Regions from separate parts of the Homo sapiens genome. Here region 2 is linked to region 1. A link is a loop called in an ENCODE intact Hi-C map of the cell type or tissue named here. Cell type or tissue: PC-3. All regions are shown on one strand. Links, peaks and the distances in the headings refer to the core of each region. The heading gives the core; the rest is flanking DNA. Region 1 overlaps INPP4B (inositol polyphosphate-4-phosphatase type II B). Region 2 overlaps INPP4B (inositol polyphosphate-4-phosphatase type II B).

Region 1 (15,912 bases), core at 5,239-10,238:
TTTTCCATTATCTGACATATTTACTGCTATATTTTCAGAGCACAAGCATTAAAGAAGTTGTTTGGTTTTTTGTTTTAAATAAATGAATGAATCATCAAGGGCCTATTGTCTTCTAATTATAAACAGTAGAGTGACTGCTGCACCTGCCATTAGTTAATGATTTCCTAAAAATGAAGGCAGAGGTTTCCTTTTGGAGTTTTCTGGCAGAATTACCAGGACTTCTTTCCTTTATTGACTCTTTTGCATAGGACAAAAGTCAATAATAAAGGCAATTACTCTCTCACCTTCATGAAAATACCACACCTTTGGCATTATAGTGAGTTGGAAGAAAATGTATTAAAAACAAACATGATAATGTCAATGGCCTAAAAAATATCTTTTCTTGACACCAACATTCTGGAATATGCAGGATTTATGAGTTTTCTATAGCTTCTAACTACATTTTTCTTTCTTAATACCCTATAATCTTCCACCCATTGCACTTGAAATCCATCTCTGTCATATTCTCTACTGTATTGCCAATGCCTAGAATGCCTAGAACAATACTTGGAAGATAGTAGGTGCTCATTAAATATTTGTGGACTTCCTAGGTTACAGAAGTACCCTTTGGTCTCCACTTGCTCTCCCTCTGACCTACTCTGTACAACACCCTCCAAGACTTATCATCTGGAAAGACCAGTTTCGTTGAGTCCCTCTCCAACCAAAATCTCAACAGAGTCTGCTGCCTTTGACAACTGCATGCACAGCCATTAACTGTTACTTTCAAGATCCTCTCTGTCTTCACTGTATCTCACCTTTCTAGCCAGTGCTGCTATACTAACTTCAAACACACACTTTCTGTTCCCATCATGCTTCCTCAGTGTCTGTTCCCCAATCTCCACTCTTGTCATATTATGTGTATATTTGAATCTTCAGGACTGCTCATCCTCGATTTAGAGGAGCCTCCCTTCCTTTTTCCCATCTCAAACTCTTATTATGCTTCAAAGGAAGTTCAGTCTCGCTACATGAAGTGCCTTTTTCTTCTTACTCTATAATGATATTTCCTTTCTTTGAATCCATATTTCCTAATAATTTTGTTCTCTTATTGTTTTCTGAGGTTTCTCTCTTCAGTTAGATTCCCTGCTTACAGCTCCGAATAATTTTCCAGTAATGGAAAATATTATTAAATATAAATATTTATTTATATTTAAACATAAATACTTATTTATGTTTATTGTAATTAACACTAAGACCAAAAGGCTGCATATGGAAGGATCAGAGCATGCTGAGGTTGCCTACTAATTGCTGAGAGGCTCATTTAATTCATCAGCCAAAATCAATTTGAATGTTTCAGCTCAAAAAGAACAGAGGTTTTAAGTATGTGATTCTGTGCACATAAGTAAATGTGAGTTTTTATCCTAAAAGAAAAAAAAAAGTTATCTCTCCTGTTTCTCTGGGATACTTCCCTTTCCCCTTTTCTCAAAAGATTACCATGTTAGCCTCACATTGGTGGATATCATATCAATTCAAAGTCTTTAAAACTTTACTGATAGGTCCCTGAAATGAATACTTCTAATATTGTCTCCAAAAGGCTTTATCACTGATAAAAATTATGATTCAAAATGTTTCTCCAAAAAAAGCTTATCTAAGATACCATCTATAAATATCCATGATGCTGACTTCCTAAAAACCACTTATCTGCTTAGTTGCACTTATTATTCTAATTTCACACATACTCATTTTCTCTTGAATAGGAAAACTGTTTCTTGAAGAGTCAACTGTTTTCTCAGCCCTTTTGATACTGCTAGTTTGCTTGCTCACTGTTCATAACACTCCCAGGCACCAGCTGAAACAGAATGTAATTATAATTTCCTAAGAAGTAGTGAATAGAATAGCCTTCTAACATAGCACTTTCTAGATGATGGATATGTATAATTTGCACTGGTGGATATGGTAGCCACTACCCATATCTGGCTACTGAGCACTTGAAATTTAGCTAATGGGATTGAGGATATAGATTTTTTTATGTTAGTCAATTGATATGGCTTGGCTGTGTCCCCACCCAAATCTCACCTTGAATTGCAACAGTCCCCATGTGTCAAGGGTGGGGCCAGGTGGAGATAATTGAATCAGGGGGGCAGTTTCCTCCATACTGTTCTCATGGTAGTAAATAAGTCTCACGAGATCTAATGGTTTTATTAATGGGAGTTCTGCACAAGCCCTCTTGCCTGCCACCATGTAAGACGTGCCTTTGCTTATCCTTTGCCTTCCACAATGATTGTGAGGCCTCCCAGCCATGTAGAACTGTGAATCCATTAAACCTCTTTCCTTTATAAATTACTCAGTCTTGGCTATGTCTTTATTAGCAGTGTGAGAACAGAATAATATATTAATTTAACCTCAAATAGCCATCTGAGGGTAGTGACTACTGCATTAGATGGTGTAATTTTAATATAACCAACACTGTTAAGATTGTATATTTAATAAAAATTAAGAGGATAAATAAATAAGACTCAGAATAAAATGACATTTATTTTAACAGCATATGCTTTTCATATTTGTAAATTAAAAAAATTTAGACAGAGTGTTCCCTATATCTATGTTTATAGCTATACTCCTAATTAGTTGTGTGGTATTAGAAAAACTGCATTATTTTTATGGACCTCAAAAGTTTAGAACACGTGATCACCAACTTTGAAATTATTTGATTCTATATTGATCTTAAACTTATTACCCTGAGAATATTTTTGAAAATTAACTGAGAAATATATATATGTATGTGTACACACACACCCACACATTACAAACTGAAAAGTTGCATGCCAATGGAAGCATCATTTTTTAAAAAAATAAGATTCAGGTTCACCAATTTTTAAATCTACTAGGATTTTGATGCTGAAACCTTAGTTCAAAAGCTTTCTTGGACCACCACAAAATATGTATTAGTCCATTCTTGCACTGCTACAAAAACATACCTGAGACTGAGTAATTTATAAAGAAAAGAGATTTAGTTTGCTCACAGTTCTGCAGGATATACAGAAAGAATGATGCTGGTATCCACCTGGCTTCCAGGGAGGCCTCAGGAAACTTTCAATCATGGCAAAAGGCAAAGGGGAAGCAGGCATGGCACGTCTTACATGGCAGGAGGAGGAGCAAGAGAGAAAGAGGAGAGGTGCTAAACACTTTTAAACAATCATGTCTTGCAAGAACTGACTTACTCTCAGGAGAACAGCACCAAGGGATGGTGCTAAACCATTCATGAGAAATCTACACCCATAATCCAATCACCTCCAGCCAGGTTCCGCCTCCAACACTGGGTGTTACAATTCGATGTGAGATCTGGGCAAGGACACAGACACGAACCATACCAGAATATATGCTGGTATTTATAAGCATCTGTAATATTTCATGTTTGTTTGTTTTGTTTTGTTAGCTTCAAGGAAAAGTAAGTAATGGTAAGTATATAACATACTCATAACTATGAATTAAACACTTTTATCTGGCCTAACATTAAAATACATATATCTTTTATTTTTTCGTTTGTAAAAAAAAAAATTATTTGTGTGCAAAAAATAAATTGGCTTTTCAAACACTTAATTTTCCTTCTGGAAGTTCTGTTTTTTCTTTTTTCTTTTTTTTTTTTTTTTTTTTTTTTGAGATGGAGTCTGGCTGTGTCACCCAGGCTGGAGTCTGGCTGTGTCACCCAGGCTGGAGTGTGGTGGTGTGATCTCGGCTCACTGCAAGCTCTGCCTCTGAGGTTCAAGCGATTCTCCTGCCTCAGCCTCCCAAGCAGCTGGGATTACAGGTGCACGCCACCATGCCTGGCTAATTTTTGTAATTTTAGTAGAGATGGGGTTTCACCATATTGGTCAGGCTGGTCTCGAACTCCTGACCTCAGGTGATCCACCAGCCTCAGCCTCCCAAAGTGCTGGGATTATAGGCGTGAGCCACTGCATCTGGCCTGGAAGTTCCCTCTTTAAGGACAGGTTTCTGTAGCTCACTGTATAGCATACACAGGTTTACATGCATTATTTTTTTGGACCTCAATAGGTTTGCATACCCTATTTGCACATGCAGGTATGGTGATCACCCCTCTTCCACCCAATTAACAACCTTCAGGAGAAAAAAATAGAGGAAGGAGAGGAGTGTTTGCTGGTTGCAGCTCTCTAGGAATAGCCAAGGAGTTGGCAAAGGAAGCTCACTCTCCCTGCTGCTTCTGCCTCTGAAGTGAGTGATCCATACTTTGGTAAATGAGATGATTCATTTGTATGCAGAAAGAAAATATTAAGACTCTTGCTTATATTTAGTTTTTATAGAATAACTAAGAAAGTAATTAGGCCTCGCAATTATTTAACACATAGTGTGTAGAGACTGCTATTTGCCTACTGCAATATCCATTCTTTATGTCTTAGTCCTTCTTGGCTATTAAAACAAACATGCCATAGACTAAGTAGTTTAAAAACAACAGAAATGTATTTCTCACTGTTATGAAGGCCAAGAAGTCCAAGTTCAAGGTACCAACATATTTGGCGTTTGGTAAGGGCCCAATTCCTGGTTTACAGAAATCCTGAGATTAGGTTAGTGTAAAAAGAATTGCAGTTTTTGCCATTTTTAAAAGTAATGGCAAAACTGCAATTATTTTTGCACCGACCAATATAGCCTCACATGGAGGAAAGGGAAAGAAAACTCCCTGGGGCCTTTTTTATGAGGGCACTAATCTCATTTGTGAAGGCTCCACCCTCATGACCTAATCATCTCCTAAAGGCCCCATGTCCAAATATCACCATGGGTGTTAGGATTTAACACCCTATGAAATTGGTGGAAAAGAAGCATTCAGTCTGTAGCACTCTTCTCACTTAGTAACAGAACCCTGACTGTTAGCTCAATATGTTGTCACTTAGAACGAAAAGTTATTATTTCCTGGACCTATTTCTAGCTAAGTTTTGGCCCCTATATGCAATCAGAAATAATGTAAGTGCCATATAGAAAACTTCCTCAAAGGGAAGCATGGCCTTTTTTCTCCTTTCTTTCTTCCTGCTAATTAGAATGTGAATGTAATGGCTAGAGATCCGGCTGCTGCTTTGTACCACGAGGGAGCAGACCCATGTTGAGAACAGACATTCAATAAAGAGAGAGCTTTTCTCCCTGATGATCAGAGACCTACCAGTCTTTAACTGTCAATCTACAGATTTCACATGGAAAAGAGATACAATTCCATCTAGTTTAATACACTACTATTTGTTTTAAATACTATTTCTGCAATATGCAGCTGAACATAAGCGAAACTGATACATATAGATTTGTGAGTAGTACATTTTATAAGGTATATATTAATATGAAGATAACAAATGCATGCTCTTTATTTTTCACAGGATATACAATAAAATAGTTTGGAGATTACAAAACTAAAAGACTGTTACATGCTCCTGCCAAGGTCATCTATATCTGGAAATCAATAGAATTTCATGAGTTACCATCATACATACACTGATTATACTGCAGTAGACTCTCAGTGTGTAGCTATGGCTACAGATCCTTGGGAAATCTAAAATTCACAACACATATATCTTTGTAAAGACCCTTGACTTTTCATAGACATAATTTCTGTCCAGAATCTCATGTTCTGTGAATATATCCTTCCATCACATTACAAAGAGAAATGTTTAAATCATTTAACAAAAAGCTATACAATAACAAATGGAGAATGTAAAAAAGATTAATATTTAGATGCTGGGTGCTTGGCTAGCTTCACTTGTCATTTAATAACTTAGTCCTACACATCAGCCTCATGGTGCATATTACTCACATACCTTAAATTGTAAAAAATCAGATATCATGATCTTCAAGGTTATTTGCAAATGGTAAGTCCTCCAAGGCCAAATTCACAAATAGAAAGGGTTTGTTGTATTAAGAGCCAAACTTCCACTGCATCCCACCATGTTATACTAAGATTCTTAGTTAATACAAACCTATACTTAAACACAGTGGTGATGGTTATAGGAACGGGTAGCAAATAAATATCAAGATAAGTTCTTAATAGTAACTGAAACAGCATAGTGCTGGTATAAAAATAGATGCACAGATCAATGGAACAGAACAAAGAACCCACAGGAGGCTGAGGCAGGAGAATCACTTGAGGCTGGGAGGTGGAGTTTGCAGTAGGCGAAGGCCACTGCACTCCAGCCAACATGGGTGACAGAGCAAGACTCTGTCTCAAAACAAACAAACAAACAAACCCAAAATAAAGCTACATACCTACAAGCAAGTTGTCAAAAATATACTCTAGGGAAAGAACACACTGTTCAATAAATGATGCTGGGAAAATTTGATAATCATATACAGAAGAATGAAAGTGAGCTCCTATCTCTCAGTATATAAAAATAACTAAAGATAGATTAAAAACCTAAATGTAAGACTTGAAACTATAAAACTCCTGGAAGAAAACCTAGGAAAAACTCCTCTGGACATTGACCTAGGCAAAGAATTTATGACTAAGTCCTCAAAAGGAAATGCAACAAAAAACAAAAATATAGAAGTAGGACTTAATTAAACTGAATAGCTTCTGCATAACAAAATAAATAATCAACAGAGTAAACAGGCAACCTACAGGATTAGTGAAAATATTTGAAAACAATACTTCTGACAGAGGGCTAATATCCAGAACCAAAGGAACTCAAACAGCTCAACAAAAAAGAAACAACCACATTAAAAAGTAGACAAAGGACATGAACAGACATTTTTTCAAAAGAAAACATACAAGTAACCTATAAACATATGGGAAAAATGCTCAATATGAGTAATCTTAAGAGTAATGAAAATTAAAACCACAATGAGATACCATCTTACCCTAGTCAGAATGACTATTACTAAAAAGTCAAAAAACAACAGATGTTGGTGAGGATGCAGAGAAAAAGGAATGCTTATAGACTATTGGTGGAAATCTAAATTAGTACAACCTCTATGGAAGACAGTATGGAGATTTCTAAAGAACTAAAAATAGAACTACCCTTTGATTCAGAAATTTCACTACTGAGTATCCACTCAAAGGAAAAGAAATCATTATATCAGAAAGAAACCTGAACTTGTAAGTTTATCGCAGCACTATTCATTTTTTATTTGTTTATTTATTTTTATTTTAAAAGGTTAGTTCTGAGTCAGTATGACTGACTATGTACCGAGGAACACAATCTGAAGAGTTCCTGAGAAAGTGCATCTGCAGAAGTTAGACTGCACTTTGGTTTTATACATTTTAGAAAGGGAGGAGGTTTTATACATTTTAGAAAGGAAGGAGTTACAGGCAAAGTAATAAATCAATACATGGAAGTTATATGTTGATTTGATCCAAAAAGATAGATATCTACAGGTTATAGGTGGATTAAGAGATTCCTTAATTTGCAACTGGTTAAAGGAGTAAAGCTTTGTCTACAAATTTGGAGTCAGCAGAAAGGAATGTTTTAAGTTAAGATAAGGAAGTCTGTTAACCAATAAACTAGGTCAGAGTGACCTGTAGGGATGTGTGAGTTAGCCCTTGTCTGGCATGGCCTTAGGTCCTATTTGTGATTCAGTATCTTACTGTCACGAAGAGTCCACCTAGTTAGTCTCATGATCTCTATTTTTATTAATTTTTTATTAATGCGAGTCAGTTGTGCCTAAACTCCAAAAGGGAAAGGGTATAACAAGGTACGTCTGACCTCCCTTCCCATCATGGCTGGGAATTCAGTTTTTAAGGTTTTTCTGAGGTCCCCTTGGCCAAGAAAGTGTGTCTTCAGTCAGTGGGGGACTTAAGATTTTATTTTTAGTTTACAACTTGACAGTTTAACTTTTTCGTAGGGGTTGAGAGAATGCTTCCTCTCTGCCCACTGAAGGTTCACAGAAAATAAACTGACAAAAGCCATATTAATAGGAGAAAAAAAGGCATACAAATTCATAATGTGCCTAAACACAGAAGTCATATACAAAATATGAGACTTAAAGAGGGGCCATATGTTTGAGGCTTAAATAATCTCTTTATATGGGAGAGATGTATGGACTCAGGTGTTAGATATTATTTTATAAATGATTCTATTTGGAAGCTAGATGGACAAGGTGAGGGGCAGAACTACATAAAAACAAAGATTGACATTTTTATGCAGATAAAGCCCCCCAACCCTCACCCAATGAAATCTCTTGGTGCTGCCCTCGGAATGGATGAAATGTCTATCTCAGTGTGGTGATGACTCCCAGTTTCTTCTCTTCTTTGGTAGTTTATCTTTCCCAGTTATTTGATGAGATTCCTAGAGAGGGAGTCTTAAAACATAACACATTTCTTTTGGAAATAAGCTTTCTTAGATAAAGAAACTTCAGAGAGATATCTCCCAGTGCTTCTGTAAAGAGGATCAGAGAGAGGGAGGCAAGACAAGGTCGGAGAAAGCCAGTAGTTCTGAAGCTTATTTCTGAGACCTCTCAATTTTTAAGGCGCTTAGCATGTTCTGAGACCTCTCAATTTTTAAGGTGCTTAGCATGTTAAAGAGCCATATTTTGGGGAATTATTTTTGTACCCCAACACTTCTAAATTTTAGCCATTCTGGTGACCATACATTTTTGTCTTATTTTAGTTTTAATTTATATTTCCTTGAAAGCTGAAGATGTTGAGCATCTTTTCACGTGCAGCATTATTCATAATAGCAGTCATGGAATCAACCTAAGTGTCCATTGATGGATGACTGAATTTAAAATATGCTATATATACACCATGGGATACTACTCAGCCATAAAAAAGAATGAAATCTTGTCTTTTACAGCAACATGGATAAAACTGGGAGCCATTATCCTAAGTGAAATGACTCAGAAACAGAGAGCCAAAAACCACACGTTCTTACTTGTAAGTGGGAGCTAAAGAGCAGGTATATATGAGCAGCCAGAGTGGAATAATAGACACTGGAGACTCCTAAAGGTGGGGAGGGTAGGAAGGGTATGAGGAATTAAATACTACCTATTGGGTACATTGTGCAGTATTTGGGTGATGGGCACACTAAAAGCCCGAACTTCACAGCTACACAATCTATCCTTGTAAGAAAACTATACTTTTACCTCTAAGATCTAAAAAAATAGAATAAAAATTTAAAAAATAAACCCTCTATTTGCTCAAACATGCATAAACTGAGAACCCTCACACTCCTAACCCATTATCATTTATTCTATTCAGTGGCTTTCCTGGAATATCAGGAGTTTCTAGCCTACCAGAATACTCTGTGCCTACAGCCGCACTATTTCTATTGACAAATTGACACACAAAAAAGGCAGATCTCATCCATTCCCTGGCTGTGGAAAGATGAACATAGCTGACATACATTCGCTCCAACTCACACACATGCATAGCTGATCTGCACCCACCTTCCCTTAGGTCACAGGGATGACAGCTGGAGGCAAAATGCTCAAGGGCAGCAACCATTGCTTGCTGCTCAGAATATAATCTCCCCTCCCTTCAGCAAGACCAGGACAGCACCAGAGGCAAAAGCTCACGGCTGGAGAGACACCTCTAGCACAATCTTCACACCTAGAGTGGAAGGGACATGAGTTTGGGTAACATAAAGAGAGAAGGCGCTGCCATTAATTTCATAAAGGTTAGCCCGTGAGCAATAAACAACGAGCTGGCATTATCCTAGGCACTGTCTGTCTGCTTCCCAAGCACATGACTCCTGGAGTTCAGAGAAAACAGCACAGATGAAAAGGGAGAATATCCCTGATTAAGTCATCTGCTAAAAAATAGTTACAATATAAATCCTATAGAAAACCCTGTTTAGAGGATACGCTTAGCATCTCTCACCTTGCCAAGCTGGATTGAATTAACACAATTTCCAGGCAATGCAATAGAGATAACAGCATAAAAGTTGGAGATTCTCAAGTCACTTGTCACTCTTCAGGTTTTGTCTCCTTTTGTTGAAATGAGCTAGTCCAAATTATTATAATTTATCAATAAAAATATCATACTTAAGAAGCATTATGGCTAAATGTCATTACAATGATGGAATGGTAATTCAAATCATCCTTTTTAAAGGGAATTAAAGAAAGTTAGATTTTATATACTTCATGTGCTATAGTAATATATCCAATGGGGAACATTAAGAAATGAATATTGAAAGACTTAATATTGTCAAAATGTCCATATTACTCAAACTGATTTACAGATTCAATGCAATACCTATCAAAATATCAATGGTACTGTCTACTGAAATAGAAAAAAAAAATCCCTAAAACTTATATGGAACTACAAAAGACCTTGAATAGCCAAAACAACTGTAAGAAGAACAAAGCAGGAGAAATCACGCTTCCTGGTTTCAAAATATAATACAAAGCTATTCTAATTAAAACAGTATGCTGCTGGCATAATGAAAGACATATGGACCAATGGAACAGAATGGAGAACTCCTGAAATAAGCTCACGCATGTATGATCAACTGATTTTTGATAAAGGTGTCAAGGATATGCCAAAGGGAAGGCAAATTGTCTCTTCAACAAACAGCACTGGGGAAACTAGATACCCACATGCAAAAAATAAAACTGGACCCTTTTCTTCCACTATACACATACACACAAAAATCTCAAAATGGATTAAACACTTAAAAATAAGCCCAAACTATGTAATACTCATAAAAAATAGAGGAAAATCTTCATAACATTGGTCTTGACAATGATTTCTTGCATATGACACCAAAGCATAGGCAATGAATGCAAAACTAGGCAAATGGGACTATACCAAACTAAAAAGCTTCTGCAGAGTAAACAATCAACAAAATGAAAAGACAATCTGTGGAATGGAGAAAATTTTTTGCAAATACTATATCTAATAAGGGATTACTATCTAAAATAGATCCTTCAACTCAATGGCAAAATAAATAAATAAATAAATAAATAAATAACAGCCAAATAAAAATATGCAAATGACTTGAATATACATTTCTCCAAAGACCACATATGAAAGGCCAACAGATATATGAAATGCTGCCCAACATCACTCATCACCAGGTAAACGCAAATCAACACCACATTGAGATGTCACCTTACACCTCTTAAGATGGTTTTTATCGAAAAAGACGAAATAAGAAGTATTGGCATAGATGTGAAGAAACTGATTATTTGTGCCATCCTGAGAATGTAAAACAGTGCAGCTGCTGTAGAAAACAGTATGGAGATTCCTAAAAAAAAAAATTAAAAATAGAAATACTATATAATCCAGTAATCCTGATACTGGATATTTATCCAAAGGAATTGAAATCAGGATCTCAAAGACATATTTCCACTCCCATGCTCACTGAGCATGATTCACAATAGCCAAGATGTGGAAACAACCTACATGTCTACTGACAGATGAAGGGACAAAGAAAATATGGTATATACATACAATGGAATATGATTCAGCCTTTAAAATAAAAGGCAATCCTGCCATAGGCAACAACATGGATAAACCTTGAAGACATTATGCTATGTGAAATAAGCCAGTCACAGAAGAATAAATGCTGGATAATACTACTTAAAGGAGTTATATAAAAGAGTCAGGGAGTTATATAAAAGGTTCAAACACACAGAACCAGAGAGTAGAATGGTTGTTGCCAGGGGATAAGAGGGAAAGGGAAATAGGGAATTGCTATCCAATAGGAGTAAGGTTTCAGTTATGCAAGGTTATTAAGTTCTAGAGATCTTCTGTATAACATTGTGCCCACAGTTAATACTGTATTATCCGCTTAGAAATGTGTTAAGAGGGCAGATCTCATGTTAAGTGTTATTACCACAGGAATACCCCCCAAAAGGAGAAATGAATATGAGATTAGAGATTATATCTCAGGAGTGGATAAGAAAGGAAAGGAAGAGAGATACGTTTATTTTGCCACAAAGTAAGGATACTTTCTGAAATGTTTGAGCTCACATGATTTAACACAGAATCATAGTCCTAAAATTTAAAACCAAGTAAGAGTAGTAGGACTAATTTAACCTAACCTCGTTTTTTAAAGATGAAGAAACTGGGTTTTACGAGTCAAAAAATAACAGATGCTAGCTGCAGAGAAAAGATAACTCTCATACATTGCTGCTGGGGATGTGGAAAGCATCGTGGAGATTTCTTAAAGAAATTAAAACAGAACTACCATTCGGCCCAACAATTCCAACAATGGGTATATACCTAAAGAAACGTAAGTAGCTCTACCATAAAAACACATGCACACATATGTTCATTACCACACTAATCACAAGCACAAATACATGGAATCAACCTAAATGCCCATCAACTGTGGACTGGATAAAGAAAATGTGGTACATATACACCATGGAATATTACACAGCTGTAGAAAAGAGCGAGATTATGTCTTTTGCAGCAACATAGATGGAGCTGGAAGCCATTATCCTAAGTGAATTAATGCAGGAACAGAAAACCAAATACTGCATGCTCTCACTTATAAATGGGACCTATACTTTGAGTACACACACACACAAAGAAGGAAATAATAGACACTCGTGCCCACTTGAGGATGGAGTGGGGGAGGAGAGTGAGGATCGATAAACTACCTATCAGGTACTATGCTTATTAACTGGATGATGAAATAGTATGTACAACAAACCCGCATGACATGCAATTTATCTGCAGAACCTACTTGCACATGTATGCATTAAACTGAAATAAGAGTTAAAAAAATAAAGATATGAGTATTAAAAATAAAAAAAAGTTAAGAATGCCCATAGAATTTTACAACTATTTAGCAGCAGAGTCAAAAGAAAAATTCAAGTTTTCAGATTTTGTTCAAGTTTTTAATTGTTTCATTATTTTCAGATTATTCCTTGTGTTTCTGACTTTAACCATTTAATTTTTTTCAAAGACTCACTTAAAACATAACCATTCGGGGAGTTTTTTAGATGATGGAATTGCACTGTATTCTGATTGTGTTGGTGGTTATACAAGTCTATACATGTGTTAACATTCATAGAACTATAAATCAAAAAAGTAAATTAAAATATCAAAAAAACCTTAAATGCTATTGAAGGAGCTTTTTTTTTAAATCTAGTGTATCTGGATTTTCATACTATAATGTCTTAGTTATATCCAGTAGGAAACCAATAATAAAATGCAGGACATTTTAGCCCCTTTGTCTATTATTCACTGATTCTGATTATTGCGTGGTCTGCTACTTTATTATGCAAATTTTCTACCACCAAATATAAACATAAAATAAAGAACTAAGAATGGAGTGTAAATCCTTCTTCTTATTATTGACCAAATCTGCAAAAAAATAGAATACTGTTTGTGAGAAACTTAGCAGTAGAGAGGTAAGTGATGTAGATCTACTAAAAGATTTAGAAAATTATATCTGTTTAGGCCAGTCCTAAATAGCTCATGGTAAAATAGATGATGATTACAACCACACACCACTTATACAGTCCCCGTGCACTTGAAATTGCTTTAGATGGGTGTCAATTATATCTAGCCCAGATTCAGGAGGAAAAGAAATATTTTTGGATGTCAATCATCTGTATTTAATACTAATATAAGAGATAAATTCAGACCATAGCAGAGTGGAAAGGACATGATTGTAAGAGTTACTCAGTGGGATTTAAATTGCAACTTCACTCTCTTCTCACTCTGAGAGATTTGACAAGCATTTATTTTTTAACATCTCTAAATCAGTTTTCTCACAAATAGAAAAATCCTTCCTACCTTGCTGAATAATGATGTGGATTAAATATGATGTAATCACATATTCTATGTACATAATAAAATATCACACATACCTTATAAAAATATTATGTATAAAAATATTATGTAATAAAATATAATTATGTATATAAACAATAATATTTAACATTTAGTGTTTGCACGTTGCACATGATTATTCTCAATGCTTTAAGTAGTATAACTTACTTGTCTGAAGAAAAAAATCTACAGGCAAGTGTTGTTAATAGCCTACTTTTACAGGTAGAAAAACTAAGACAGAAGATTAAGTAACTTAATGAAGGTTATACAGTAAGTAAATTGAAAATTGAGATCTGGACCCAAACATTCTGGTTCTAAAGTCCATGTGCTTAAACAGCTTCATCATTATTTCTTCATGTATAAATGACCTGGCACAGGATAGATGCTGAATTAATGGTTGCTGCTGTAACTGCAGCTTTGCAATTTTATGGCAAACTAATCTCACTGGACTCCCAAAAAGCTCAATGTGGGCCCGGGCTACAAACTTTAATGATGTAAATAAAACCATATTGCTAACACTGATACTTTTCATCACATTTTCCCTTTGATAAAGTCAGGGGTTTCTTTATAATGCCGATGTGAATCAACAGTAAAAGCTTCCATTAAAAAAAAAAAGTCCCCATCCCTTAACCTCTCTCCAGGGTCCTGTACCAAGATGCCCAGGTGCTCCCAACATCTCAGTGTGCATGTCATACTTGCTTGTAATGGTTAAAGCAATAGGGAATTGGGCAGATAAAAGAGTTGGGGTATACAATGAAGAGCAAATAAAACTTTTTGCACTTCAGTCCTTCTAAATGAATAGCCTTAATGCAAGAAGAGACAATGAGACCGCCTGAGTGGAGAAGGAGAAAAAAATATCATGCGGGAAATTCCTTGGACCAAAACAAGATGACAGGCAAGGGGAGAAAGAGAAAACTCAAAGACAATTAATGAGGATCAATGGTGATCCAAGAGAAGGAACTTGGTTGATTGGCACAACCAATCATGGTCTCTATAGAAAATAGAGTTTACTCTAAAACCTCAGCTACATCTTAGACCCTTATTTTGTTATTGTTAAAAAAGATTTCTGCTGTAAAACACATTTTGAGTCCTGTACTACAGAAATTTTTTGGAACAGCGTTATTGAGATGTAATTCACATATTGTAAGATTCACCCATTTAAAGCATACAAAATATATTCATAGCACTGTGCAACCTTCACCTCAATCAATTAAAAAATTGTGTGTTAAGCCAATGGGAATAAATTACTGCCCAAAGAGATGTTTTGGCCCTTAACACTCCTCTATAGCCTCCTAAATATCCTCATATCCCAGATTCTCCTACACTTCTGACTTTCTGAGGTGACCCGTGGAAATCACTTGAAAATGGAAACTCCAGAGTCAAATCGCCTTTACTTCTCCCTCTGATTTCCTTATCTGAGGCTTATCTATCACAGTCGCAAATATACACAGAGTCTGTACAACTTCTGCATCTTCTCTACTCCTATTGTACCTGCTTCAATTCAGTCTGACACCGTCCATTTCTAGGACTACTGGAATCTCCCTAACAGGGTGGTGAAAACAAAGTGCATTTGCTGCCACTCCTACCTTCTTTGCCTAATTACAGGAATCTTCCTGGCTTGGTGAACCCTTAGCACCATGCCCCAGAAAGTCCCCACCACATGACTGGAGTTGACACACAAGCTGACACCTTTTGGCAATATCTTCATACCTTTCTAACCTGTCCTTCATATTTTTCCACAGTCACTCTCCTAAAACAGGGATCCATGGTGATGGCTAAATTCTAAGACAGTCCCAACATTTCCATTCCTTGTTATACAGGCCTGTATAATTCACTCCTTTTTTAAATTTTATTATTATTATACCTTAAGTTTTAGGGTACATGCGCACAATGTGCAGGTTAGTTACATATGTATACATGTGCCATGCTCGTGTGCTGCACCCATTAACTCATCATTTAGCATTAGGTATATCTCCTAATGCTATCCCTCCCCCCTCACCCCACCCCACAACAGTCCCCAGAGTGTGATGTTCCCCTTCCTGTGTCCATGTGTTCTCATTGTTCAATTCCCACCTATGAGTGAGAAAATGTAGTGTTTGGTTTTTTGTCCTTGCGATAGTTTACTGAGAATGATGATTTCCAGTTTCATCCATGTCCCTACAAAGGACATGAACTCATCATTTTTTATGGCTGCATAGTATTCCACGGTGTATATG
Region 2 (15,912 bases), core at 3,753-8,752, 98 kb before region 1:
ATTTTGGTTTGTTCAATATACTATTCCTATTTTAACTTTCTCATACATTCATTTTTTTCAATTTTATTCTAAAATTTCAAGTCAAAGAATAAAATCTCTAATGTGCCAGTCCTCCCTAATGTACTTTTGAAAAGGAGGACATTAGGTGTAACTTCAGTGAGGTACAGATCAGGACATAATGCTAAGAAGAACTAAAAAAAAATTATTATAAAGAGCAGCATAGCTACAGAAGCTACAGAATTACCCTTGACAGTAATCCTAACAGGAAGGCAAATAATCTGCTTGTCATTCTATCTAAAAGAGAAATTTTTTATCATCTAGAAATCCTCTGTAGACATTGTTTGGAAGGACACTCCCTGTAAATCAGAACACATTACAGGTCGTGAGCTAACAAAAGTAAGTATTTTTTTGGAAAACAATACTATAGTATAAGTAGATAGTGTGTTAAGAGTTTAAATCAGTGGTTCTTACCTTTGGTCGGGCATTAGAATCACCTATGGAGCTTTGAAACACTCCAATCCCCAGACTGCCCCCCAGATCAACTAAATCAGAATACTTAGGCTGGGACTCAGGCGTTAGTATTGTTTATTGCTCTCTCACGTGATTCCAATATGCAACCATTTTGAGAACCAATGCTTTAAAAAATAGAAGTCTTCATAACAATTACCACTATAGGATAGAGTTAAAAGAATATTTGCATATATTTTCATAACTGATGGCTACAATAAAACAATTTCCTCTACACCCTTAATATAACATTTAAGATGAGCTTTAAAGTTACTTCTAAAATTGATTTTTAAATTTTTGTACTTTTCTTGCAATACTCCAGCAAAACTTTGAGATTTGTTTGATACATTTATATATCTAAGTTGGGGCAATTTGATCTGCCATAGCCATTTATAAGACACTAAAATATGAAGGTAAACTTTGCTAACCCAATTCAATTGACTCTAGGTGAAATAAAGAAATCAGTCATTGCTCAATCTTAGTTACTCAAAAGCAGGATAGTAGTATAAAATTTAGTATAAGAATATCGTAATACAGCAGGAAAATAACTTCAGTCTTCATATCTTGAAATAAAATCCCATGACCAGTTTATTACTCATTAAAAAATAGCTAAGTACCTTTTAGGTATACAGCACCATGCTAGACCCTGAGGATACAGTTGTAACTGAAAAAATCACAGTTCCTACCCTCATCAACTTACAGTCCAGCTAGCTGATTTTGTAAGTCAGGTCAAAGATTATGATCTCATCTACATACTCACTATAAACCCGATATTACTAAAACATTAGTAATACATCAAGTTCCAAGTGAATCACCATTTGTCCAAATAATATAACATTTTCAGATTGTCTTGGTTGATTTTTCTATACCTTTTTCTATATCCCATCTTCTAAAAGACCAAGAAAAGACTGATAATGTAAACATTACTACTTGAGCTTGGGCAAGTTTATGAGGAAAAAAATGTAGCAGACGATTCTTATATCCCCACCTCCCCAAAATTTTCTGTTCCTTTCTTTGCTGTCTTTTATTATGTCTCACTTTAGTCGTCGTCATCATCATCATCATACCATTATTGTAATTGTCACAACTACCTAAGCAGAGCCTCTAATGTGCAACTCAAAAAGGTATCTGAAAGCAAAAACTGTGGCATTGGAAAATTGTTGATCTATTTCAAACTTTTTTTAGTTCCTGATTATTTTACATTTTCCTTGTAAAAGTAATTTGTGCTCATTATACTGTAGTAAAAGCACAAGAGAAAATTACCCAAAACCCACCACCACGGTAACTATATTTTTTGATATTACTCTAAGCTTTTCTCTATCAAATATGTACACAAAATCATGCTGAATTAAAAATTTGACATATAGCTTTTTAATTTTTTCACATCATATATTAAGAATCTTAAAATGTCATTAAGAACTCTTTATAAACTTCATTTAAAATGGTATGTGGCTGAAATTCATAATATGACAGGGCACTTCAAGAGCTTCAGAATATTAATTTAATGAGCAAATATGTATGCACTGCCTTCTATGTACTGGACACTATTCTAGATTCTGCGGACACTGAAAGAAACAAAGACAAGTGTCTTAGCCCATTCAGGCTGCTTTACCAGAATACCATATACTGGGTGGCTTATGAAAAAACAAATTTACTTCTCACAGTTCTGGGGTGTGTTAGGGGGAAAGCTGGGAAGTACATAATCAAAGTGCCAGGAGATTTGGTGTCTGGTAAACTGTGGCTGTGTCCTCACATGGTAGGAGGGGCAAGGCCGCTCTCTGGGGTCTCTCTCTTTTTTTTTTTGAGACGAACTCTCCCTCTTGTCCCCCAGGCTGGAGTGTGATGGCACAGTCTCGGCTCACTGCAACCTCCACCTCCTGGGTTCAAGTGATTCTCCTGGCTCAGCCTCCTGAGTAGCTGGGATTACAGGCGCCTGCCACCATTCCCAGCTAGTTTTTGTATTTTTGGTAGAGACAGGGTTTCACCATGTTGGCCAGGCTAGTCTAGAACTCCTGACCTCAGGTGATCCACTTGCCTCGGCCTCCCAAGTGCTGGGATTACAGGCATGAGCCACTGCACCTGGCCTGGGGGTCTCTTTTATAAAAGGGCACTAATCCGATCCAGGAGGGCTTTGCCTTCATGATTAAATTACCTTCCAAAGGCCCCCAACGCCTAATACCATCACATTGGGGATTAGGATTTAAACATATGAATTCTAGGGGAGCACAAGCACTTAGGCCACAGCAACAAGATGCCTGCTTTGTGGATTTTATATTCTATTTTGTAGAAACAGACAATTTAAAAAAATCAACCAGGTAATTTCAGATAGTGATTCCTGTTTTGGAGAAAGAAAAATAGTCATGAGATTCCAACATCTTGAGAGGGGCTGGCTAGAGAGGAGAAAGGGGGAAGTGCTTGCCAAATGTCCATCTCCAAGTAGGCAATGTTTGATATGAGAATGGAGTGGTAAGTAGAAATCAGCCATATGAAACTCTCAAGCATATGCAAATGTGGGAAAAGTGGAATAATGCTACCTTCCTGAAAATTCCTAATTGCCTGAAACAGACATCTTCATGAAGGTACAGGAAAAGAATAAGCAAACCTTCAAATGCCTCTTCCCCATCAGCCCTCATGTGGTCTTCCTCAGGTCCATCTCGACTTTAATTTATCCTTTCTTTGAAAGCCACTTAGAAGCCAATGCCTTTGTTACATCATTCACCAATCACAATGAGAACTGCTATGACCAAATTCCTCCCTAAACTTCCAACCAAAGGTGTAGAAACATATAATCCTGAATAAAATCTGTGTTGTCTTTTGTTTTCTGCCATAAATGTTTACCATAAATTTACTATGATCCTTGACATTTCAAATTTATATTGCTGTTATTATTTTTTGTGATAATTTGTAGAGCTGAAGTTTGTCAAGTTTGTATAATGCATTTAGCGCTGTAGTTAAGAGCATGGGCTATGAATGGATGCTAATGGTAAGATCTTACTGAAGCTACTTAGGTCAGCTTCAATTTTCTTATCACAATAATAATATTATTAGTTTTATAAAAGATGATGTAGAGAACTCAGCTTAGAGCCTGACAAAAACAAGCTTCCAATAAATTAATAGTAAGAGTGAGAAAGAGAGGTATACACTGCCATCCCCTGCACACACCATGATTTCTTTTTTTTTTTTTTTTTTTTTGAGACGAAGTCTCACTCTGTCACCCAGGCTGGAATGCAGTGGCGCGATCCTGGCTCACCTCAACCTTTGCCTCCCAAGTTCAAGTGATTCTTCTGCCTCAGCCTCCTGAGTAGCTGGGACTACAGGCACCCACCACCATGCCTGGCTAATTTTTGTGTTTTTAGTAGAGATGGGATTTCACCACGTTGGCCAGGCTGGTCTTAAACTCCTGACCTCAGGAAATCTGCATGCCTCAGCCTCCCAAAGTGCTGGGATTACAGGCATGAGCCACCATGCCTGGCCTTGAGATTGTTTTAAATATTGTATGTATATAAAGATCTTAGTAGTAGCAAAAACAAGGTTTAATTTAGTTATGCCAAATTACTCTTTGAATGGCCTCCTGAAACTCTTGCCTGGAAGACTGTGTGTGGTCATCTAAGAAGGGCTATTCGTCAACTTTCACTCAGATGAATTGTTTAACATGGGATGTGGGGAGCCTGAACTCCTGAAACCCACTAACTCTTGGTCACAGACTTCTTGTCAAGTTTCCAATGCAATCATGGTGGGTCATGAAAACGAAATGCTGATCGTCTTATTTAAATTCTCTCTGGTGTTTCCTTCTGTTCTTAAAGCCCTCATTAAATGCCTTTTTTTTCACACTAACACAAATATTTTCAGAGAAGACTGTCTTGAAGTCCAGAACTCTGCACTTGAAAAAGGACTCCAAAAGACAAGGGGGTGACTAAGTCCTGCACCCAAGGGTGTAAGGGAATTCAGAGACTCATAAGGTAGCCTTCACACTGTCCTCCTCAGCAACCTAGCCCCCGGCCATTGGAGTTAACTCAGAGCAGTGGGAAACAGGGCTCATCAGGTGGGCTTGAGCCAGAAGGCTCCTTCTTTCATATAATTCATATGTGTAAGGATATGATGTTCAAAGGGTTCCATGGCTAAAACCAAAGTCTGAAAACCACAGAGCCAGTGATGTGAATGCAGGCCTTCTAAACTATAGTGTGATTTTCTCATTCTACTTTTTAATATTATTATGGATGTTTGTTCTTGAAAAAATTTAAATGCTTGTTTTATTGGAAATTGCTTAATTAGACAATAAATCCCATGAAAAGGCATTGTTCTAAGTCAAAGATTCATTTTTGTTTTTTCTACCATTATGTGCAATAAACACATTTAAAATGCTGCTCCTGAAGGGATTCATTTATTGGAGAAAGCAGGAGCAGTTGACTAAATTTTTCCATCCAAAAATTTAATTCTCAAAGGGGCAATCCAGTCAGTCAACTTTTCCAGAAAAGAAATTCACCAGATTTCTTGGTTGTCATGAAGATATTCAGGGGAAGGTTTTCAGCAAAAGATCTCTTTTTTTGCTGAAAGTGAGGACTCTGAGGATCTCAATTCTATTACTGCAAACTGGATATTTAATCCCAGGATATAGCCCAATACCAAAGGAATACTGAAAAATAGTCACTATGAACAGAAATCCAACTTAATTCAATGTACATTATTTGTCTTAAACAGGAGCAAACAACTACAGGATACGGGATTTAATAATAACAGTAAAGAGGTATAATGCTTACTATGGGCCAGGCATTAGTTCAAGTATTTATACACATAGGTTCATTTATTCATTACTCCAACCCTGTCAGCTTAGCCCCATAATCATCTTCTTTCACAGTTGTGGGACAGAGAGAGTAAGTCACCAGCCCAAAGTCAGTGTTGGAGCTAGAATTCAAACCCAGACAATCCAGCTCCAGAGATCAACACACAATGTTTAGTTTCAGTGAAATAAGGCAAACAAAGACATTTAGATATTAATCCTGCCAATTTTAAGTATGCTTTTGTCCTTGGTATCTTCCTTTTGTCCCTTTGGATCCACACATTGCTCTGTGCCCTGGAGCCTGTGTGGACAGAATCAGTTAGAGGTGAAAGGACAGTGAGGTCAGGGCATTCATTTTCCTGTTTTGTTTTTTTTTTTCCCCCAGTCAGGTTACTACTGGTTGGCTGCATCCCTCTGTTGAAAGCTACAGCTCCTGTCAAATGACACAGTCCACCCTGGACTCTAGTACTTCTCCCTTCCTCTGCCCCTAATCACCCAGAGATAGCAACAGCTCGCTACTGTTACACTCACAGAGGCATTGCACCACGGTCTATTATTTTCCCTAAACTCTAACCACATCTTTGTAAATACTTGTTTTATTAAACTTTTCCCTACTCACCATTCCAAGAATCTGGGCAAAGCATTAATTTCTTGATCTAGTTTGCATATGACTAGACAAAAAAAAATGCAGCATAACCTTCACAATTCCCACCTTCCACCCTCTGCATACCAGGCCCAGGAAATAAATTCTACAGCAGTCAAAAAGGAGTTCCTTGCTCCCACAACAAGCATATGTGAAAATTATTCTTCAAATTTTTTTCCAGTAATTGAGGTTTGCAAGTAGAACAGTATTTTTATTCTAATAATAGTCATTGGGTCTATTAAAGCACCATGAGTGTCAAGCAGCAGGGCAGTAACAGAGTTATTCATGTTGGGTGTTGGTCTCTTTGAGTTGAATGACCATGCTGAAGCCTTGGTTCAGGTGTTGTAAATCAGACACTTAGCCTAATTAAATACAAAAATATCTAATGTTACGCAGCTGACAATACTAGACAGTTGGCTTCCCGGAACTGGGTAGTAAAATACATCCAGGAAATGTAATCCTATGGAGCAAAGAGATACCAGGTGCATCCTTGCACTCCCTTCAATCAAATTAGCCATTCATCAGAAACAGTGCATCTTATGAATATGTCTTAGCCTTAAACAAAGAAAGTGAGCTTCTAAACTGACCTTAACATCTCCTCTTCAAAACGTCTTAAGTTGCTCTTGCCATTTACTTTAGCAGCCCACCTAGTGATGAGAATGGAGTCTATTTCCATTGAAAGAGATGTAAGAACAATACCCTGAGCCACAATTTTTAAAAAACATGGCCATCAATCCCTCCCTCTCCCCTAATATACCTTAATAGTGCTAATAGCTCTTCACACCTCCACTTCTGGTTTCTATATTGAAAGTACAGATTCATAGCTAAAATTCAGCAGGTCTGGTATTGATGGATGTATTTCCTTTTACCATATCTTGATATTTATAGTGAAATGTATGTAGAGGTAAATTACTCACTGTCTTTACTAATAAATCTTATTGTTTCATTATCACAATGTGTCACAAAGGTCTTAAAATGTAGGAGCACATAACATGTACCAGCAGAATAGATACAATAAGTTGACATCTTCCTGAATTACAATTTCATAGAGCAATGGCTGGAAATGAATCCATAATATATTGATCTATTTCAGCAATTAGCATTTAAATAATCTCTTGGGGGCACTCCTGGGCTAGTAGGATGCAATGACCAAAGATTAAAAGTCAGAAACCCTAAATATCATTCCTCTAATTATAACTCTGGCACCATCTTGATGTGTGACACCAGAGTTTTCCCAGTATAAAATGACAGTTCTATCCACATAACCTGATTGACAGTTATTGGCATGAACAAGTGACTTATAAGCACAAACATTAATATAAAAAAGCATGTGACACTTCACCTAGCAGAAATCAGTCAAATTATTTTTAGTGATTGATATTTTCATTACCCTGAATTATAATTAAGATACAGCAGTTCTTTAAAATTATATACATGCTATGTCTTTCCCTCCCCACCAGTGGTAGCCAATCTCTAAGGTGACTTCCTCTAATGATTGTCACATTCTGTTACACACACACTCACATAACTCTCCCCAACACTGATCAGAGCTAACCTGCATACCCAATATGATATGCAGAAATGAGAGTGTATGACTTCCAAGGTTAGTTTATAAAACTCACTGTTGCTTCTACCTTACTCTCTCATATCATTCACTCTAGGAGAGCCTGTTGCAATGTAAAAAAGACACTCAAGTAGCTCAGTGGAATGGCCCACATGATGAGAAACTGAGAGCCAGCGTCAACTGCCCATCACATAATTAAGCAAGCTTGGTAGCAGACCTTCTTGCTCCGGTCAAGCCTTCAGATGACTGGAACCCCAGCTGACAACTCCACTGTAACCCTATGAGAGCTGCCAAGCTAGAATCACTCAGCCAAGCCACTCCTGAATTCTGGATCCCCAGAGTCTGTGTGAGATAATAAATGTTCATTGTTATAAGCCACAAAGGTTTGAGGCCACTTGGTACAAAGCAATAGATAATTAAGACATTCTTCATTCTAAGTTTTTACTCTATACAAGGTTTATGTCGTATGTGTATATATCCTTTCTGCCACCCCCTAACATACACACAACCATCTTTCAAGCAAGTCCTCCGTATAGGAGCACAGGAAAATATCCAGGAGCAATAGGTGGGCGTGTACACTTTGATAATCACACACTTTTAAGGAATTAAAACTCTAAGTTATTTGTGTCCATTGCTATACCTGCATACATAATGAGGCCCATCTGTAAAATTTCCTCATACAAGAAATTATTCACAAAATTAAATATCACATGTTTAATCTTCATTAATATATATATGCTAATTAATTTGTAGCACAATACATCATTCCATTTTCTTACAGTAGCATAAGCAGACTACTGCTGATATAATTTTATTACCCAGGTGGTTATAAGCATTGAGTTAATGTCTTGTCATTGACTTCTGCTAACTGGCAGAATTGAGTTGTTTCATACTATTTCAGCTGGCAGTGAGATAAATGAGTTACACAGTTAAGAGGGACATCTGCCTGAAATACTGATAAGCTGTAGCAGGACAGTTTAAAGCAAATATGAATTCCTTCAGCAGCAGAAAATTTTTACACAATTATTAACTGTAACTTCACTGTGAGTCATGATCACATTATATAAAAATGCTAAAGTACTAACATTACCAGAAGCACTCAAAGCACATAATCTATTATTCATTCCATCTGTCCTTTGTCTTACATAAAATTAATTTATCATTAACATTTCAGATCAATGTTAAAATATGATAAAATTTGAGAAGATAAACATTTACTCTTTATATCACTATATTTCCAAGACTAAAACGACAAAGCAGATGAAAGATCATATCTTTGAAAACTTTTGGATACCTGAATAATCTCTGTAATAGAATTGATTAAAAACTGTTTTCAGTATTAGTTTCCAATACAATAATGGTTTGAAAACACAGATTATTTTATTAGTATTGATGTAAATTTCTTCTATGAAAATCTGGGTTCTAAATTAACCTAAACAATATTAAAGGTATTAAATTATATTACAATAAGATTTCAACTCTATACAAATTATATTTCTGCAAAGCACAGATGTTTTCTTTTGTATAAGTCCATGAAACAGCTTTTAGAGCGGCATGAATTACAGCAAAATAAAATTTATAAAAAATGAGATTTAAATGTTTTATCCTTCAACAAATAGCAGCATAATTTTACCAAATACAAAATGGTATAAAAGGTAATCATTAGGAAATGAGAATCACAAACTGCTCTTCTGAAACATTAAGATAGACAAGGGTTAGCTATTCATCATAGGTACTAGATCTTTACACATAACTTTAAAAATTTGATATTTTCATTTAATACCCATATTAATACATTTATAAATTATTGAAGGAGTAGGGATGAGAGGTGTTTGCTTCTGACATTAACTTGGCTAAGGGAGCCTTATATGTGTGGCAATACGTAAGAAATAAAATTTCAAGTCAATAAATTTTTGCTTAGTCAATTCTATTTACTTTATTTATTATTGTATTAAAATTGTACCCTTGCTAACCAATGAATTTAAGATGTGTATAGCATTCAAAAATATTTAAATGAATCAATTATTTAAATACAATGGTAAATTGGACTTACACTTAATATAGTTTTAAAAGGGTTAAGTTATTTTACTCTGAGAAATTATTGATGATATAATTCTGAGAAATCTGATGCACTGAATTTTATCTACTACCCATATATTATTAAAGTATAATTTCTCCTCAGATTATTTGAAAATATTTGTTGAAATAAATGAATGAATAAATGAAGGACAGATGTCTACAGAAACAGGTCTGGCAAAGTTTTGGCATAAATATATTCCATTTGTTTGAAAATAAATACCATTGACCTTATGATCTTTGTGTTCCTTAGATTTGCTTTTTAGTGCCATATAAAACTGTGTGCAAGGGCAATTTTTATTACTTCTCTCCCTTGACCCCAAACCTACATTAAGTATGATGACCTACACAATAATTTCTCAGAAAAATCAAACAAACCCATCAAAGTATTACTTTTATATCCATTATATGTCTACCTAAAAGGGAATAAGACTTTGGTCTCGGTATCAAAGAGATGAAAAATATAATCAGGAAAATTAAGTTAAATTACATGAAACAATTAGGGAAAATTAAGTGCTGTGATGTATAACAGCATTTCCCAAAATATCCATGAGTTGTTAATAGATGTTTCATTAAGACAAAAATAAAAGGATTCCATGGTAAAATAAGATTGGGAAATATTTCATAGCACATTATCCTCTTGGCAATTCATATTTCCATTAGCATATTAATGATGGAAAAGTTTTGCAGCAAAGAAAATTCTTGTGTTTTAACCAAGAATATCCAAAATTTATTTCAACCCATGAAAAACCTTTGTTAAATTTTCTATTTTTAGCCATAAAAAATTTCAAAAATCCTGAAAAGTGAAGAGAAAAAACTACAACAAGTACTGGCCACATTAATCTAACAGGCATTAGCACTTTGCCATATTTGGTTCAGATTTTTAAAGCTACATAATAATGAAACATCACTTATACAATTAAGGCCATCCTGACCCCTTTTGTTTCCTTCTTCCTTCTTCAGAGATTACCAGTAGTCTGAAATTGGTATGTATTCTTCTTGTCCATGATTTTATACTTTCGATTCATATATTTGTATTTACAAATAATACATAAGATTTCTGTGTTTTAAACTTAAAAAATATCATTTTGTACACATTGTGAATTAACTAGTCTTACTAGTCTTATTCAATATTTACATTTATGTGGTATATCTATGATAATGCATATAGAATTAGTTCATCTGCTTTAACTGAGAAATTGTATTTGTATAAATAGAGTCCACAAAATACAAGTTAATTTGTTTGGTATTGAGAAATAATTTAAAAGCACAGAGTGGTGAATTAACTAAAACATTCTTCATCCTAATATCTGTATCACAACAGTGGATTAGAATCTTGCCCTGTCACTTGACTGGCTGTGTGCTTTGGGCAAGTTATTTCTCCTCTACTGGATTCAATATGCATATATGTAAAACAATGACAATATTGCCAACTTTTTTTCTTTATGATTTACCTTTGATTTTATTTACCATTTCTTTTGTTGCATTTTTAAAGGTTTTTATGTTTATCAATTTTTAAAGTTTGTATTTCAGTATCTTATGTTTTCTTCTAAAATTTTCAGTTTTATTTTTCAAATTGAGAATTTTATTCCATCTACTATTGTGTCATGTAGACATTTACTTGTCCCAGGAACATTTCTTTCCTTCTTTCCCGCCCCCGCCCCCCACCCCGAGACATGAGATTTCCCTATGTTGCCCAGGCTGGAGTGAAGTGGTTATTCACAGGCATGATCACAGAGCACTGCAGCTTTGAATTGGCCTCAAGACATCCTCATGCATCAACCTCCTGGGCAGCTGGGACTACAGGTAATCAACACCACTCCTGGCCTTTCCAGTGATATTTCTTGGTTAATCTATCCCTTTGGTACTGAGTTCCAATGCTATATCATCATATGCCAAGTCTGTATAATAAAGGGGATATCATTAGTAGATGAGAGAAGGGAGACGGTTTACTATATCACCTGCTTAATCATACAAGAAGGGCTGCCTGAAAGAAGTGGTGGCCTCAGGTGGCATCTGAATATAGGTTGGACACAATAAGAACATGGGTTTTCATGTCAGACTGACCTTCATTTATATCCTTTCTGTAATACCCATTACAAGTGAATTAATCTTACTACAAATGAATTTCTTCACCTATAAATGAAGCTAATACAACTTATCTAATAGTATTATTTAACAAGCTACTATATTTTAAAGTGGCTACCACAGTAACTTGCATGTAAAGGGTGTTCAAAATAGTGGTATTGAAATCATGTGATTTCTTGTTGCTAGTAGCAGTCATGTCTGATTAGTAGCTGTGAGTTTGAAAAGAAAAGATGGAATTCCAAGGAAAGCAAAGGTAAACTGGAGCATCGCTTGACTAGAAAGATGAGAATTAGAGTTGATTCCAAGCTGTGGTTTGGAGGACAAGATATAACAAAAATTGAAGGTAGTAGTTTAGGACAGAGGTTCTCAAAGTTGTTCCAGCATGAACAGCAACAACAATTACTGAAAATTTATTACAAACGCAAATACAAACCCCAGACCTACTAAATCAGAAACTCTGACTCTGACGTGTGGACCAACAATTCATGTTTTAACTAGCCCCCAGATAATTCGAATGCATACTCAGGTTTGAGAATGTGATGGAGCATGTTTGGAGTATGATGAGTGGGAGGTGATGCTGAGACACAAGGTGAACATGATGTAAGAGGATTATCAGAACTGAAGATGTACACTTGTCATGCAAAGGGCTGAAATTCTTCTTTTCTGATGCCTTTACTTGCTTTCAGTTATAGGTTTTATTTTGCTGAAAAGCTTCCCAATCTCAGAATAATTTCTCAGCTTTCAAATTCTCCTTGCAATCCACCTACTTGGCAAAGCAAGGCCAGGGTTGTAACCCTTAATCAGTCTCCACTCTTCCCACAATGTCCCTCCTGCATTGCTCTCCTCCTGCTTTTAGCTTTTCTTTTTTCAATAAAAGTATGTATTATTTTTTCTTTTATTATTATACTTTAAGTTTTAGGGTACATGTGCACATTGTGCAGGTTAGTTACATATGTATACATGTGCCACGCTGGTGCGCTGCACCCACTAACTCGTCATCTAGCATTAGGTATATCTCCCAATGCTATCCCTCCCCCCTCCCCCCACCCCACAACAGTCCCCAGAGTGTGATGTTCCCCTTCCTGAGTCCATGTGATCTCATTGTTCAATTCCCACCTATGAGTGAGAATATGCGGTGTTTGGTTTTTTGTTCTTGCGATAGTTTACTGAGAATGATGATTTCCAATTTCATCCATGTCCCTACAAAGGACATGAACTCATCATTTTTTATGGCTGCATAGTATTCCATGGTGTATATGTGCCACATTTTCTTAATCCAGTCTATCATTGTTGGACATTTGGGATGGTTCCAAGTCTTTGCTATTGTGAATAGTGCCGCAATAAACATATGTGTGCATGTGTCTTTATAGCAGCATGATTTATAGTCCTTTGGGTATATACCCAGTAATGGGATGGCTGGGTCAAATGGTATTTCTAGTTCTAGATCCTGAGGAATCGCCGCACCGACTTCCACAATGGTTGAACTAGTTTACAGTCCCACCAACAGTGTAAAAGTGTTCCTATTTCTCCACATCCTCTCCAGCACCTGTTGTTTCCTGATTTTTTAATGATTGCCATTCTAACTGGTGTGAGATGGTATCTCACTGTGGTTTTGATTTGCATTTCTCTGATGGCCAGTGATGATGAGCATTTTTTCATGTGTTTTTTGGCTGCATAAATGTCTTCTTTTGAGAAGTGTCTGTTCATGTCCTTTGCCCACTTTTTGATGGGGTTGTTTGTTTTTTTCTTGTAAATTTGTTTGAGTTCATTGTAGATTCTGGATATTAGCCCTGGGATGCAAGGCTGGTCCAATATACGCAAATCAATAAATGTAATCCAGCATATAAACAGAGCCAAAGACAAAAACCACATGATTATCTCAATAGATGCAGAAAAGGCCTTTGACAAAATTCAACAACACTTCATGCTAAAAACTCTCAATAAATTAGGTATTGACGGGACGTATTTCAAAATAATAAGAGCTATCTATGACAAACCCACAGCCAATATCATACTGAATGGGCAAAAACTGGAAGCATTCCCTTTGAAAACTGGCACAAGACAGGGATGCCCTCTCTCACCACTCCTATTCAACATAGTGTTGGAAGTTCTGGCCAGGGCAATCAGGCAGGAGAAGGAAATAAAGGGCATTCAATTTGGAAAAGAGGAAGTCAAATTCTCCCTGTTTGCAGACGACATGATTGTATATCTAGAAAACCCCATTGTCTCAGCCCAAAATCTCCTTAAGCTGATAAGCAACTTCAGCAAAGTCTCAGGATACAAAATCAATGTGCAAAAATCACAAGCATTCTTATACACCAATAACAGACAAACAGAGAGCCAAATCATGAGTGAACTCCCATTCACAATTGCTTCAAAGAGAATAAAATACCTAGGAATCCAACTTACAAGGGATGTGAAGGACCTCTTCAAGGAGAACTACAAACCACTGCTCACTGAAATAAAAGAGGATAGAAAGAAATGGAAGAACATTCCATGCTCATGGGTAGGAAGAATCAATATCGTGAAAATGGCCATACTGCCCAAGGTAATTTACAGATTCAATGCCATCCCCATCAAGCTACCAATGCCTTTCTTCACAGAATTGGAAAAAACTACTTTAAAGTTCATATGGAACCAAAAAAGAGCCCACATTGCCAAGTCAATTCTAAGCCAAAAGAACAAAGCTGGAGGCATCACACTACCTGACTTCAAACTATACTACAAGGCTATAGTAAGCAAAACAGCATGGTATTGGTACCAAAACAGAGATATAGATCAATGGAACAGAACAGAGCCCTCAGAAATAACGCCGCATATCTACAACTATCTGATCTTTGACAAACCTGAGAAAAACAAGCAATGGGGAAAGGATTCCCTATTTAATAAATGGTGCTGGGAAAACTGGCTAGCCATATGTAGAAAGCTGAAACTGGATCCCTTCCTTACACCTTATACAAAAATCAATTCAAGATGGATTAAAGACTTAAACGTTAGACCTAAAACCATAAAAACCCTAGAAGAAAACCTAGGCAATACCATTCAGGACATAGGCATGGGCAAGGACTTCATGTCTAAAACACCAAAAGCAATGGCAACAAAAGACAAAATTGACAAATGGGATCTAATTAAACTAAAGAACTTCTGTACAGCAAAAGAAACTACCATCAGAGTGAACAGGCAACCTACAAAATGGGAGAAAATTTCTGCTTTTAGCTTTAAGTATCTGCAGGGAAGGTAATTTGTCTGGCACGATTTCATGTAACATTAAATACCATGTGCATTTACAGTGCTTTATCAATAATAAATGAAAGTAATAATAGCCTAGAACCCAGATTTTAATAGTAGGAATCCCTGGCCATTAAATATAAAATAGTTATCAATACATGTGTATCTAGTGACTTCCCTTTCTGGCACCAGAAAGACAGCAGTCTGCAAAGAACATGCTGTATCTATACTATTTAAAAGCCCTTTTATCTTAAAAACAAATTTCATCTTGTATCCAATAGGTGTAAAAGTGCACAAAGAGTAGAGCAGTAGCCAGCCACACAAAATACTTGCTATAGTCACCCTGTTGTGCTATCTATTTTCAGATTTCTCCACAGTATTTCTTTAGTTGTATTGATTCTGTGGTGGAAGTGGAGGTGGCGAAATGAGAGCTCTCCCTTCAATAACCTGTCAGAGACCAGACCAGTGAGTTAATTTTGGCCATAATGCATCAATTCCAGCTGTAAAGGATCAGTTGAGCCGTGGCTACAGGATCAATTGTATAGACATCAGAGATAAGTTAATCGACCATGGCATGCTCTGGAGCAGGATGCACACGGAGATATCACCTGGATTTTAAACTAGTGTGAACTTCTTTGTAACATCCGTAAATCCATGTTTAATAAAACAAAATCAATCTTCAGAGGTTTGAAACATGTCACTCCTACTATTTATAAATATGAGATAGTTCTTTAGTGTTTCTCATATGCTTTTCCTTTTGCTTTATAATTTCTGTATTGCATGCATGCATACATGTGAAACAAAATCTATAAAATATATGATGTCATGTAAAAAGCAGGCCAATAAAACCTATTTTAAAATTCTCATTTATGTAACGTGTTTAACGATATAGACAAAATTAATCTGCAATGAAAAAGCTTTAAAATTTCAAATATTTTAGACAGATAATGCTGTCTGTGATGTGAAATTATGATTCTTCACAATACAATCAATTTACTTGTATTATTTAATTCATCTACAACCACAGCT

What was found. Hi-C counts contacts between places; a loop is a spot of excess contacts. Peaks named below come from ENCODE experiments on the same cell type or tissue, not always from the same donor. Only the 100,000 strongest peaks of a DNase experiment are listed, where the experiment ranks them.
Region 2: a loop joins it to region 1, with 12 times the contacts of the local background. A loop is called at or near these places in 1 of 110 quality-filtered maps.

What each region holds. Positions count from the first base shown.
Region 1 is chr4:142,608,028-142,623,939 of GRCh38, forward strand. All of the region lies in intron 2 of INPP4B (inositol polyphosphate-4-phosphatase type II B), which reads right to left. The region is part of intron 2 of LOC101927613 (a long non-coding RNA gene); the gene reads left to right. Among named protein-coding and RNA genes, the nearest start is that of INPP4B, 230 kb to the right of the region's middle. In PC-3, for the core only: no CTCF peak of the experiment used is centred there; DNase peaks (open chromatin) are centred at 6,814 and 7,484; H3K4me3 peaks cover 2,048 bases; H3K27ac peaks cover 3,790 bases.
Region 2 is chr4:142,511,115-142,527,026 of GRCh38, forward strand. The region is part of intron 2 of INPP4B (inositol polyphosphate-4-phosphatase type II B); the gene reads right to left. Among named protein-coding and RNA genes, the nearest start is that of INPP4B, 330 kb to the right of the region's middle. In PC-3, for the core only: a CTCF peak has its summit at 8,419; a DNase peak (open chromatin) is centred at 5,887; H3K27ac peaks cover 1,071 bases.